Regions from separate parts of the Mus musculus genome. Here region 2 is linked to region 1. Evidence: chromatin loops called from intact Hi-C (ENCODE). Cell type or tissue: left cerebral cortex. All regions are shown on one strand.

Region 1 (2,500 bases):
TTAAGGGTCTAGGGGATAACAGGCCTTGTCCCTGGAGGTGGCTGTAGTTTGTTCCCACAGGCTTAAAACCAGATTTCCTGCTCCTCCCCCACCCATTCTATCTTTCCTCTACCTAGACCAGTCTACAGAAGTCTGCTGTTTAAGAGGAGGTTGCTGTGAGGCAGAAGGAGAGCAACATGGGCGACAGGACACATAGCTGGTAATGGGCAAGCAGAAATATGAACCTTATGACTTCAGTGTTGGTCAAAAATGCACCTGAGTACCTATGCCCTGTGAGCGATGAGGGTTAGCAGGCACTAGGGCACATAGCGGGTACTTGCCAGATATGAATTCCCTCTGTCTCCAAAACCTCCTCTGTACAGCATGCCATACAAGAGGGTAAGAGGTGGGAGCTATAGGGCCAAGGGCCCCAGCTGAGCTTCAAGCCCATCTTAGAGGAGACTCCAGAGACAGATTGGGGCTTTGAGGCTCTCATCTCCTGGCAACGCGACCCTGGGGAACCTGCCTGTCTGCCTTCAGTGCCCCAGGGAACCTTGCTCAACCGTCATCCCCATGAGGTGGTGTCTGCCCCCCACCCCAGCCTTTGGAGCAGAGTTAGCAGAGAGGCAGAGGCAAGGGTTGTGAGGGCGAAGCTAAGGCTCCTCTCCTTGTCTTCCTGCCTGGCTCTCTTTCCGAGACCTCCTTGTCTCCACCTCTCTTCTGATGGCTCTGTTCTGCTCTCTTCTCCATCTCTACTCTTCCTCCTCTGCCTCTCGAGGCTCCTTCTCTCTCAGGCCTGGCTTCAGGCACTACCCACCTGTCTCCTACCCTCGTTGCATCTTTTATGACTCTTTAAAACCCTTTCCACTCCTCTGTGGATGTTCCCTGTTTCTTTCTCTCTGTACCCAGTGCCTCTTCCATTCTCCACTCAGAGCCTCCACCATCAGGCTTGCTGCTTTTTCTTGTCTACCTGAAGCCCAGGGGCTTTAGGGGCTGGTGCTCCAGCTTTTCTTGACTGCGGCACAGAGGTTTTCTGCCACGTTCAAGGGCATCTGTTGGCTTTGGGAGTCCAAAATTCACAGCCAGCCAATCCTCTTCTCTTTCAGTTTCCCTGTGACGTGGGTCTAAGACCTCTTGTGGGGATATCTGGGTGTTAGTCTACTATGGTAAGGCCAAGATGGCAACCCTTTTCAGGTAGCCGGATCTCTGTTCTCACCCTGGGTGGCCTCCACCTGCTGTAGCCTTCCTGTCAAGACAGCCTCCTCTGTCAGGCTGGGTCTCGGAGCCAGTAGGTGCACCTGACCAGCCTCAGCTGCAGCTTGGCGCCTCCTAGTGGTAAGCAGTAGACACAGCCGCCTCTCTTGGCTCCACCTGCTGGGCTTTGCTGAGCCACAGTGGGCACCAGAAAGGAGCTACACACTTGAGTCCGGGAGCTGCCAAGCACACCCTCAGTGCTCCTTGGTATTGTGATAATTATGCACCCCAGAGGTCCCGGGTCAGAGCCCATGTCTGTGAGGGGTCTTCCCTCAGAGGCTACAAGGGTGGCTTCTGCTCTGCACGACAGCAGATGTGTGTGACCCCACCACAAATGGCCACTCATCATGGGCCTCTGTGTCCAACAAGTATCTATTGACTCTTACAGGCAACGTCAGGGCAAGGAGAGCCTGGCTGTCATTTTCCAGGTGTGGAAGCAAAGGCTAGAGGAGGAGGGACGGTCGAGGTCATCCCATGTCATCGTGTGGGCGTGTGGCCCAGTTGATCCTCTGGCTCCCTGCTTCGCTCAGGAGGGTGACTCAGTCATTCTGTGGACTGTTGAAGAGTCTCGTATCTGGGAGACTCTGTCTAGGCGGGGTCATGAGAGAGTACGGAGACAGTGCCACATGCTAGGACCAGAGAGGCTGATTTGTGGTTTTTAAGTTTATCTATGCGAGCCCAGATTTTCAGAAGTCAGCAGCAACCACCTGTGGAAGTGTAGTGCATAGAGACACGGAAGGAGGAGGCATGACCCTGGCTGTGCCTGACACAGTGATTAGCACAGGTAGTGTGTTGTCTCTGGACAGAGAAGGGGGAGGGATTATCTGGTCCCTGGGCCTTGTGGGAGTAGGGTTCATGACTCAGAGGCACACCCTCTAGCCTGGTATCTTCCACAGGCTTTCCAGTACCAGTGTGTGCCAGGCCATGCCAGGAGACAGGACAGCCGATCTGCCATCCCCATGGAGGCTGCAAAACATAAAGTATTACTCCAGAAATTAGCCTCTCACATTCCAGGATAACAGAGACCAGAAGTAGAGACATGAGGCAGGAGGTGACCCCTTGGTGACACTCTGTGCCGAAGGGAATGTTCTAGAGCTCATTTTGGGTGGGAGATGTGTGCAGGATATCCAGGTAGGTTCACGGGGAGCAGTTCACATCTGATGCCTGCATTTTGATGAATGCAAATTTCACCGCCATCTGAAAGATGACAACTAAGCTACACTCCCGACTAAGACTGAGGCAGGAAGGGAAGAGCAAGCTGGGATAT
Region 2 (2,500 bases), 310 kb before region 1:
TGAGCTGCAGATTCTGAGATTTGTCATCTCACAGAGTAAGTTGGAGACTGACAGGGAGATGTCTGTCCACCTCTGTCTTCCATGTATTGTGTAAGCACACACATAGAAGCACTTACATTTCTCCACTTGTCAGTCATTGGGAGTTGCCTGTCCCTCAGCAGCCTTGAAACAGGCTGGTGCTGTCAACAGAAAGCTTGTATCTGGCTGAGACAGAGGCTGCTGCAAGGCCTTGAAGGTCTGTGGATTGCAAACATAGGCTCCTGCCATTCTCCTGCAGGAACAGGCCTTGTTCCCTGTGTGCTGGCAGCTAAGTTCTGACACTTTAATAAACATCATATAATTCTAGCTTTTTGTTTTTCTTTACAGGATGAGTCTTCAACTTCAGCTTTGACAGTTTACAACTATGATTTTACATCCTGCTTTTGACACTTCTTTTAAATTATGTTTTTATTAAGATTATTTTATTATGGGGGAAAAGCATTTGGAAAACTTTGTCACTTGCATGTCCCGTCATTTATACTTGATCCTGCAACACATGTATTTGTGCGACAATAATACCTTTGCAGTTTTTGTGCTTCTGTGATGGGAAACAGGACTCTGGATGGAACCTGATGGTGGCTGCTGGCTGTGGTTAAGGGCCATCAACCACCTTGTTTTCCAGCCACTCGAGTCACTGTCATTGGAGTGAATTGCTGTTGTCTCCCTGGGGTGCCAGGACTCCCGGTGCTGGGCTGCTAACTGGGTGTTGCTGACATCTCAGTGCTGCTGAGTTACAGGGGACTAGGTGCCAGCTGTGGTTGCCCTCGCCATCCAGAGGGTTGTTTGGTTCTTTGGTACATCAAACTCTGTCTGTATAAAGTATCATATAAAAACCCCGGGTCTCTGGCTACACTTTCTATTCCTGGGGCTGAGAAAACTCCTTGCATCAAGGGGTCAAGAAACACGGAATTTTAGGGTAACCGGTTCTAAAGCCCTCTCTTGTGTGTGCACCGTTGGCTTGAAGGTATTTTTTTTCTTCCAGAATGGTGTTATTGCATTTGAAATGCAATTTGAAGTTATTTTCTTAATGTGATATGGCAATGGGCATGACCATGTGCCTACAGTATGGTGGTTAGCTTGATGCATATCTAACTTAATAAATAATGCAGAACCATTGGTGTGCTTTCTCTTGTCACTGGCTGGGGTGCTTTTCCATGGGCACTGAGCTTCAATGCCAGGGCTTCTCCTGGGCCAGCCTCAGTGAGCAGTCTGAGTATCAAACTAAGATGCAAGCCTTAGTAGCAACTAGGATTTCTCAGCAAGTCAGTTTGGTTGTCATGACATGTGTTCCAAGGGATTAAAAGCCAGTTGGTGCTGTGTGACGTAGCAGGAAGAGAAGAGAGGAGCCATATGCTGCCTGAACAGGATCCTTTGCACACTACAGACAGGTAATCATACAGGGAGCCAGGCAGCTGACCATGGGCTTTCCTAACCAGCTGTTAGGTTTTCTTTCCCACTTTGCACTCATTCAGAAGTTCAAGGTCACGGGGCAGGGGCAGTTCACTTTCCAAAGTGAATTATGCAGTGTTGGTGACATTGGTATTGACTGACTCGGGCTACTGGCCTGGCTGTGTATAGACAGTAACTTCCTTCACTTGCTACAAGTTGAAACGGGGCACTGGGTAGGAAACTGTGTCTCATCTGTTTGCCTAACTCCTACCTCAGATTCCTCATTTTCTAGTCCAATGTCACTGTCACTCTTGAGACCCAGAGCCCCACTCTTCTAATTCCTGTTCAAAAGCATCCTATCCTGTATTTGTGTTCATTTCTGTGAGCTCACAGCTTTCTTCTGTAGGGATCCGGTCTGGCTATGGGATGATTCTAAGCTCTTCCCACACAAAGGGCCTACTGCTGTTGTCACAATAGAGAGGGCTTGGCTGGGTGTGGAATGGTTTGGAAGAGCCATCTCTTAATGTCTTTCTACTGATGAAGATGGCCTCGCTAGACCAATCGCCACATAGTAGCTGCATGCATGACCTGTCAGCAAAAGGAAGCCCACACACACACACCCCACCCTGGCTCTCCAGAGCTTGCCATGCGCTGACGATCCTGACAGGACCAGATGCTTGGTGGTGCTGGAAGGCGCCCTCTATGATTAGTGACTACCAGTGCGCAGCGGCTTCTCCCTCATGTCCTTAGTGTGCTGACCTCAGGCTTAGGGGAGGGATAAGGGCAGGTGGCAGCTGTGTTCCCTGTTCCCTGCTTTTGCCAAAACAGCTTCCAGAGAAAGTACTTCTGCGGGTGGTAGTACCTGGACCAGAATCTAGCACGGTGCTTGGCCCGTGCATGTGTGATGCCCAGAAACATCCTTCTCCTCTCACCTTTTGAATGATGGCTTTATTTTTTCATTCATTCATTCATTCATCCATTCATCCATTCATTTTGGTTATCCTGTGTGGGAAGCCACATGTGCCGTTGCTGAGTGGCACTGACTACTGCTGGCCACCATGCATAAGATTGG

Evidence for each region. A loop is a pair of places that touch in the nucleus more often than their neighbours do. Peaks named below come from ENCODE experiments on the same cell type or tissue, not always from the same donor. Only the 100,000 strongest peaks of a DNase experiment are listed, where the experiment ranks them.
Region 2: it touches region 1 in a loop (2.2-fold over the local background); 2 of 42 quality-filtered maps call a loop at or near these places.

The regions. Positions count from the first base shown.
Region 1 is chr4:120,229,293-120,231,792 of GRCm38, reverse strand. All of the region lies in intron 1 of Gm36134 (a long non-coding RNA gene), which reads left to right. Among named protein-coding and RNA genes, the nearest start is that of Gm36134, 32 kb to the left of the region's middle. In left cerebral cortex, a CTCF peak has its summit at 1,318 (motif pointing left); a DNase peak (open chromatin) is centred at 1,316.
Region 2 is chr4:120,538,521-120,541,020 of GRCm38, reverse strand. It overlaps Ctps (cytidine 5'-triphosphate synthase), which reads left to right. Exons shown (of 19, transcript NM_016748.2): 19 at 367-1,153. Among named protein-coding and RNA genes, the nearest start is that of Slfnl1, 7.5 kb to the right of the region's middle. In left cerebral cortex, no CTCF peak of the experiment used is centred here; a DNase peak (open chromatin) is centred at 1,400.